Linked DNA regions of Homo sapiens: region 2 is linked to region 1. The links are chromatin contacts, found by Hi-C or POLR2A ChIA-PET in ENCODE. All regions are on one chromosome and are shown on one strand. Each heading gives the region's core, a stretch centred on a gene start or an enhancer-like site at or near the end of the contact. The rest is flanking DNA. Distances are from core to core; before and after follow the strand shown.

Region 1 (3,544 bases), core at 1-2,500:
TTTTATATTTTTCTGTGGAATTGATCCTTTTACCATTACATAATAATCTTTGTCTCAAGTTTTAGACTTAAAAATCTATTGTTTCTGATATAATTATAGCCACTTTTGATTTCTTTTAGCTACCATTTATATAAAATCTTTTTCCATCCCTTCACTTTCTGCCTATGTGTGTCTTTAAATATAAAATGAGTCTCTTGTAGATAGTATATTATTGGATCCTGTTTTTATTTTTATTTCATTTTAAACAAAAAGTTTATTTAAATAAGAAGCCTGACTTGAAGGAAAAACTTTCTAGGATTCTTTCTTTTTTTTTTAGAGTAATTTATCCCTACTTAAAGACAGATTGCCCTACATGTAACAGCTATGTACACAAAAGTTATAAAATTGTCCTTGGTTTTACAATGATAAATGAAAAACATGAAAATCCTCCAATTGAACAAGGTATGTGAGAATTTTTTTTTGTTGTTGTTAAAACAGTGAGAGCAAAATAACTTACTAGAATATAAAGATAAGACCTGAATGAACATGCCACTAATGGATAAAGGGGGTATTTTCACAGAATCAGTATTTTTTCCCATCCTGTCTCCACTTGATGTCAATCAAAACATACCATTGGCTGTTTGGTTTGAAGAAAAAAGCAATATGCTTGTGTACACATACCAGTTACTTCATGTATAATAAAAGAATGTGGAAGGGGGAAACAAAAGAATAGAGAAAACTATACTGTAGTAGTCAGAATGTGGTGGAACCAAATTGCAGTTTTCTAATTGAGAATGCAGTAATCTTGGTCTTTAAAGAACAGCGTTCTGGAGTAAAGAAGCAGGTTCCCTTTTCAGTAGACACCTCCCGTAGGCTGTTGAAACACATCAATTGTATCTTCATCTTCCATTTCCAACTGTGCAGGTTTGTCTGTTCCACTGATTGGTTGCCCACCAAATCGGAATCTGATCTGCTTCACTGACAATCCCCGTGGTTCACAATAGGCTTTCATTAGTTTACTAAGTGGTGTCTGCCTCTTAATCTTAAACTGCACCACAGAACCATCCTGTCCCGCCACCTTCAAATTAATATGATTGTTGTTCTCAGTCTTGACTTCTTCTGTGGGCTTTTCGTTGGCCATGGTGAACACCGGAGTCTCCTCAGCTGCTGCTTCACAAAAGAGGTGGCGGGTCCGCACCTAACGAGTACACGAGCAGCAGGAAGAGCAGCAGGAGGTGACAGCGGTGGATGAGGGAGAGGGTGCGTGCACATCCTGGGCTCCCTCCCCTCCCGCTGTGTGCGCCAGCACGAGCTGTTGGGGCCTCCCATTGGCTGCTGCCAGATCCTGTTTTTAAAATCCATTCATACAACTCCTTGTGAGTGGTGAGTTTAATCCATTTCCAGTTAAGGTAATTACTAATAAGTGAGGACTTACTATTGGCAGTTTGTTGCTTCCTGTCTATTTGACAACTGTTTTGCTCCTCTTTTCCTCTTATTGTCTTGTTATTCGACAACGTTTAATCGTGATTTACTTTGATTATATTTGGTTATACTCTTCTATTTTAAGTTGATAACAACTTAACTTCAAATGCATACAAAAATACTACTGCATCTTTACAACCTCCACCCTCCCACACTTTTGTGTTCTTGCAGTTTTCTTCTTTTAATATTATGTATCCATTAACACATTTTTACCTTTTAACTTTCTTATTAGAGTTGAAAGTAAATTATATACCACGGTTAAGTGTTAATCTGTAAATATGTCTATATTTTTACCTTCAGCAGTGATATTTATGTACCTGTTTCCATTTCTACACACATTTTAATGCCTGGATCAAAACACACAGACATACTTTGAAATGTCTTAGTTTGGTGTGCATATATTCTGAGAATATCAATGATGTAAAATGATAGAAGGTAGAAAACTATTCACCTGGAATTTAGGGTATTTTGATTACTTAAAGTTATATATAAATTAAACTAAATACTCATGGGGGGGGGGAACTTCCCTAAGGTATCTTCCTTATCATTTGTCTAAAGTTTTAAATGATACAAATTTTTGTACTTAGTAATTGTTTTTTAACCAAGACTTGCTATTATTGGTTGGGAGTACATAGTGTTTCCTAAGCTCGTGCATATTACTTTTAAAAAGCTAAGAATATTACATCTTTGCATCCTTCCCAACCCCAAGCATGTAAATGAAAATAAGCAAACATCTTCTTAATGAATTCATTTAAGAATGCCAAAGTTTGAAGCAATTCTAGAGAGGAAGGTTGCTGAACAGGAAAAATTTTCTAAAATTTTGCTTTTCAAAAGTAACAGTTTTCACATTTAATGGATACACTAACCTTTGGGTTTTGGTGGCACAGGACCTACAAATCCAATATTGTCATAAAAGTTATGAATAGCGCTGGGGTTAAAATGTGGTCCTGAAATATATAAAAAGTAAATATATCAATGCTTATAGCTCAAAAACAACTTTACTTTTTAAAACAAGTATTTCTTTCTAAAAATAAACACGCTATAAGAAATGCTTTTCATTTATTTTGCCCCTCTAACCTCGAATTATATGTAAGATTTCAAAACATATTTCAAATATATTATCTTAGGTATAATGTAGTACTCATAAACACGGGTAAGTGGTAAACTGTGAAAGAAGTCAAATTAATGCTGGTAAGACATTAATAGAAGTAGAAGTAGATCCCTGTTCTATGTGGCAAGTTAAAATAACTTAAAATTTCACAATTTAAAATGTAATTTTAAACGATCAAACATGGACTTAAGTAACTAAACAGCTTTACCTCAAGTAAATATAAAAACCTTGCACTATGTAATAGAATGGTTAAAATTTTACACAAAAAGAGTAAGTTCAAGGATTGTAGTTTCTAGAACAGCACCAACTTTTTAGAGTTAAATTATGGTATTTTTCTATGAATGTTTAAAGATAAATAGCTTAATCAACATTTAAAAAGAATAAAAATAAAAATAATCATCTTCCAGTTGAACAGATTCTAGAACACAGTCCCAAGTGTGATTAAAGACTTCTCTTTTGGTTAGATTCCTTCCCCTTCCTGTCTTTTCCATTTTATATCTTTTTATTATTTATCCAACTTCAGAATTAGGTTTAAGTGATAACATTTCCTTTTAGTTCTCTATGGAACTGAATTAAATTGTAAACATTATTTACTATAAGAAAACATTGCTTGTCATTAATAGCTCAAGTATAAGAAACTATCATTGTCTAAAGAATGTATAAACCTTATTTTTACTATCTTCTATATTTTATCAGTTAAGATAGTGCCATTGAGATGGGGGTGACTTTTTAAATATATTCTTAAAAGTCTGTCTGGCTCCAAAGCCACATGTTCTGAGACAGTAAGATTATGATTGATAAGTCTGTTTTTAGCCACAGAAAAACTGCTGGTGAATTAAATACGATGAATTTCAGCTACAAATACACTGAACTTTACCTCGGGCTTGAAAAAGATCAATTTCTTTGGTTAAGCAGTCAATGTCAATCTGGAGTTGTCTATTACAACTTCTCAGCTGCTGCATTTCTTCAAGC
Region 2 (4,731 bases), core at 1,326-3,825, 73 kb before region 1:
ACGGGCATGAGCCACTGCGCCCGGCCCCCAAAATGCATTTTTAATAAGAAAAGCAAGTTGCTGAGCAATAAGTATAAGATGACACCATTTGTGTAAAACTAAACCAAAACAACTCTAAAACAATATTTGTGTTTATCTATTAGACATGCAAGTAAATGTACAGAGGAAGCACTAGAGGGGTGCGGAAAAACAGTAGGGGAAGCAAGTGGGTTTGGGGTGTGTAGGAGAAACATCATGTCTTTTCATTCTTTATGCTTCTACGTTGCTTGGAGTTTTCGCTTGCAATAAATATGTTTTCATGATTATTTCTGTATTTAAAAAAATTTTTTTTGAAATATATCGGTCTTTGTGGGTAGAAAAGAGAGAGGGACCAAGGCTGTCTAGAGTGTTCCTGTTGGTTTCATCATCATCATTTAGAAGCCATCTATCAGGACACAGCCCCCTTCCCAGGCCACCCCCCAACCCCCGGTGTAGGTCAGGCTGTAATGCCTGGCTGGGATGGATGAAATTTGGGGCAGGCCCCTTTTTTTTTTTTGAGACGGAGTTTCACTCTTGTTGCCCAGGCTGGAGTGCAATGGCGCAATGTCTGCTCACCACAACTCCGCTTCCCAGGTTCAAGAGATTCTCCTGCCTCAGCCTCCAAAGTAGCTGGGATTACAGGCGTGCGCCACCATGCCTGGCTAATTTTTGTATTTTTAGTAGAGACGGGGTTTCACCATGTTGGCCAGGCTGGTCTCTATCTCCTGACCTCTTGATCTGCCCGCCTCAGCCTCCCAGAGTGCTGGGATTACAGGCGTGAGCCACCATGCCCAGCCGGGGCAGGCCCTTCTATTGCAGAGGTTCAGTGTGGTCTGAGTTAATCATTAGGGAAAGCTGTGCAGGGCAGCAAGCAGAATTTGGGTGGGAGCACTGCCTTTCTGGGAGTAGAATTCGCCCGGGGGCATTTGGCCCTGGGTAAGCCAGGGGCCTGTGTTAGTCTGCTTGAAACCTGTGTTTGGCCTGTCCCGAGAGCTGGGTGCCCCAGAGCAAAGCACCACAGACTGGGGCGTTAAGGGAAATTCATCGTCTCACAGTTCTGGAGGCTGGAAGTTCAAGGTCAAGGTGCCTGCAGGGTTGCTTTCTCCCTTCTCCCTGAGTCTTCACATGGTGGTCCCTCTGTGTGTTATGTGTTCAAATTTCCTCTTCTTATAAGGACACCAGTCATATTGGATTAGGGACCTCCTTTTAGAGGTCATAGCTCTAAATATAGTCACACTCTGAGGTACTGGGGTGAGGAATTTACCATGGGAATTTGGGAGGTCACTATTCAGCCCCCCACAGAGTCTGAGAAACAAGAAACCTGTGTTTGGCCTGTCCCGAGTGCTAGGTGCACGCTCAGCCCCTGCAGCCCTGGTGTGCGGTCGGGTGTGTGCCCTGCCGGGCAGTGTGGGGTGAAGGCCTCAGTGAGCTCACTGTGAAAGCAGCGTGATTGCTTCTGCAGCTCCACAGCCACATTGAGCAACTGAAAGTCCCCAGTGGGACTGGGCTCCACCTGATTTCCTGACAGCTAGGCCGGGAGGGAGCCAGCGCAGGCACACCTTGCCCTTGCCCCAGTCTGCCCAGGAAACACCTGATGGATGCATTTTTTTTCTCTTTAGCTCATGTCTGCAGGGCTCTGAGAGGAGGAAGCCTGGGGCAGGACCTGCGCCAGTGGCCGCTGGGCACAGCATGGAGCACCCCAGCAAGATGGAATTCTTCCAGAAGCTGGGCTATGACCGGGAGGATGTGCTCCGGGTGTTGGGCAAGCTGGGCGAGGGCGCCCTGGTCAACGACGTGCTGCAGGAGCTTATCCGCACGGGCAGCCGCCCGGGTGCCCTGGAGCACCCGGCTGCACCCAGGCTAGTGCCTCGGGGCTCCTGTGGGGTCCCGGACTCTGCCCAGCGTGGCCCGGGGACAGCCCTGGAAGAGGACTTCAGAACCCTGGCCAGTTCTCTGCGACCCATAGTGATTGATGGCAGCAACGTGGCGATGAGGTAGCTTCCCTTCATCCTGTAGCTGGGGCTGGGGAGGCCCCTGTTCGCAGGAGCCCTGAGAACTGTCCCTCTTCCTTGTGGTTTGGTCCAAAGAGCTTTGGGGCCAACGGATCAGGCTTTGAATCCCTGTACCATCTCTTAGTAACTGTGTGGCATTAAGCAAGTCACTTAACCCCTCTGAGCTCATTTTTCCCATCTGTACGGTTGGGATAAAATCTCTGTAGAGGGTTTTTGTGCACAAAATGCCTAGGATAGTGCCTGACACAGAGTAAGTGATCAACAAGTGTAGCTGTTATGATCATAACCCAGAGGAAGAGCCTTCTTTTGGGGAAGGTGTGGTAATGAGGGAGGCGCCCTGGGTCAAGTGTTGGCAGATGTGGCTTCTTGTTGGGAGTCTGTCCCTAACCGGCTGCGAGACTCTGGAAAAGCTGCAGGACTCATTTCCTCTTCTGTGAAAGAGGCCCACAAATATCTCTTCTACTCTCTCAAGGTTATGAGCATCAGAGGGGAAGGTGTGCTTTGAAGTGCGCTGGAAGCCCTCTGCTGGGGTTGCTGGGGAGGCGGTGTTGCGGCTACCTTAAGTTTGAGAGATTTGTTTGTGGCCCCCTGAGCTGCAGATGCGGCTGTGTGAACATTTGTGTGTTGGCATCTTTGTGGGTTTTGGGAATGCCAGCCTCACGCCCGAGTTGTTATCTGCCTGTCTTGGCTAAGCTCCCCTGTGACGGAATCTCTGCAGCCTCCCCCAACACCCTGCTGGGCGAAGTGGGGCGTTGCCCAAACAAGTGGATTATTCTACCGCTTGGCTTTGTTACAACCGTGCAAAGGGCAGAGCCATAGGAAATGGTTCACTCCCAGCTGTAAATATATGTGCTTCCCTTTTCAAAAGCTGAGTTACTCCCACCATAGGTGGGAATCCAGAAAAGCAATTCTCCGCGGCACCGAATGTGTCAACAGAGCCTCCGAGAGTTTCCCCTGGGGATTTGGGCTCACTTTGGATTTGGTGTTGCAGGACCGAGGTTTGCAATGGTTCAGCCCAGATGGTCCAGCCTCAGGGGCTGTCCCTGCACTTTTTGCGGTGTGTACTTTGAGTTTTTTTTTTTTTTTCACTTTTAACCAGCTAAGTCTCCCTGGCATTGATGCCATCAGCAGGTGATGGAGCCCTCTCTTTCTCCTGGGACTTAGGGGCTGGCCCATGGGGTCTCTGTCACATTGTCACCCATGTCATGTATAGGCACCAGATAGGTAAACCTATGAAATTCTGCTCAATTTAAGATCTCTGGGAAGCTAAAAGGATTTTTAAGAATCCAGTAGGTTCTGAGGGTCCTAGAAAGACTAGAAGGGGTTGTGAGAGGGGCCTGGCCTCTATATGATCTGAGCAAGGAACCTCTTTCCCTGGGCTTCCATAGAAGGAAGGCTTTGAATGCTTAAATCAAAGACCTTCCCAGCCCTAAGGTTGTATGAGTTCTGTGATTCCAAATCAAAACAGCAGAGTGGCTGTAGGGTAAAAAGACTATTTCAGGGGCAACAAAAAACATGCCCAGTCCCCAAAGAGATTCTCTTTGGGGTGGTGGAGGGTTTTGTTTTTATGGGAGTCTCTGTTGCTGCTTGGAGTCAAACTTAAGCCACATCCTCTGTTTGCACATGACCATAATGTGTCGTGGGTACATCCATTGATCCCCCACCTCTGCCCCCCACCTCTCATGATTGCAATCAGATTAATTTTCTCATGTTCAATCTGTGCGGGTTATACATCGAAACCCTTACTCAGACTCACTACGAAGAATGTGTCAGAGCATAAATGTTCTCACACACTGGCTACCTCCAAAACACCTGAGTTAACCAGAACACATGTACCTGTGCTCTGTGTGTGTCATATATGGACACACACACACAATGTGTCTACACACACACATCCCCTCCCTCTTCCCTGGATCCCAGTAGTTAGGGAAAAGAGACAAATAGCACAACCGCCACCTGATCACAGGACTTAATTTGTTCCTTTTAAAGGCAAGCTCTGGGGAGAGTGGAGTGTGAGGTTCCACCCCATCCTCTGCCCCTTCTGCAGTGACATCTGTTGTGTCCTCCAATGGGACTTTTAACAGGACTCATGTCCCTCCGGGTCTGCCATATCCTTAGTTGTGAAAGGTTCAGGTGGGTGCTGACCCTTCACAGGCAATGGGTGATTGAAACCCAAAGTGGTGTCTCATTGTTATCTGTTGACCTCAAAATTCAATTAACCTCAGAAACATGGTTTCTGAAAATTCCCTTTCACTGAGGTTTTGTAGTATTGCAGACATTGCCATTTTCTGTTTTTGAAGGCAGTACTGCTTCATGCACTGTCTGGCCTTGCGGTGGTGGGGAGGGGCTTAAAGACTGAGTGGGACACCTGTTCTTTCCACCTTGAGCGGATGAGAAGTGTGGCTCCTGTTGGCAGGAATGTTCTTCAGTGTGCCTGTTCCTGGCTGTGGCTCTGTCCCCTGGAAGTGTCCTTCTGGAAGTTCTAGAGAAGAGTCTTTTTTATTTTTTCCAGCTTCTAGAGACTGTGTTCCTCAGCTCATGGCCCCTTCTATCTTCAAAGCCAGCAATGGCCTGAAATGATATACACAATGTGGCATGTCTGTGTACATATATGTGTTTCTCTGGGGGAAAGAGTCACAGCTTTCAATAGACACTTAAAGGGTCTGTCATCCCCAAAAATATGATAACCCACTGACATAGA

Evidence for each region. Hi-C counts contacts between places; a loop is a spot of excess contacts on that map. ChIA-PET counts read pairs that join two places held with the same protein, here RNA polymerase II (POLR2A). Pooled maps may share reads with other maps.
Region 2: a loop to region 1 is called in a map of sciatic nerve, with 22 times the contacts of the local background. The contact joins the enhancer-like site here to the promoter of SUMO4 in region 1. A Hi-C loop is called at or near these places in 1 of 168 maps with a recorded cell type or tissue (sciatic nerve) and 1 of 50 pooled maps. POLR2A ChIA-PET finds 5 or more read pairs at or near these places in 4 of 52 experiments (activated CD4-positive, alpha-beta T cell, activated T-cell and naive thymus-derived CD8-positive, alpha-beta T cell).

Annotation. Positions count from the first base shown.
Region 1 is chr6:149,397,968-149,401,511 of GRCh38, reverse strand. It overlaps SUMO4 (small ubiquitin like modifier 4), which reads right to left and starts at 1,250. Exons shown (of 1, transcript NM_001002255.2): 1 at 234-1,250. The coding sequence starts at 1,120. The coding sequence ends at 833. TAB2 (TGF-beta activated kinase 1 (MAP3K7) binding protein 2) reads right to left here. Exons shown (of 7, transcript NM_001292034.3): 5 at 3,450-3,543; 6 at 2,328-2,408.
Region 2 is chr6:149,471,520-149,476,250 of GRCh38, reverse strand. It overlaps ZC3H12D (zinc finger CCCH-type containing 12D), which reads left to right. Exons shown (of 6, transcript NM_207360.3): 2 at 1,638-2,012. The coding sequence starts at 1,708. Among named protein-coding and RNA genes, the nearest start is that of ZC3H12D, 11 kb to the left of the region's middle. RefSeq lists silencers at 1,524-1,623, 2,859-3,044. Within about 2 kb of position 2,575, at least 5 of the 41 ENCODE cell types and tissues checked have a DNase peak (open chromatin) inside an H3K27ac peak, as active enhancers do.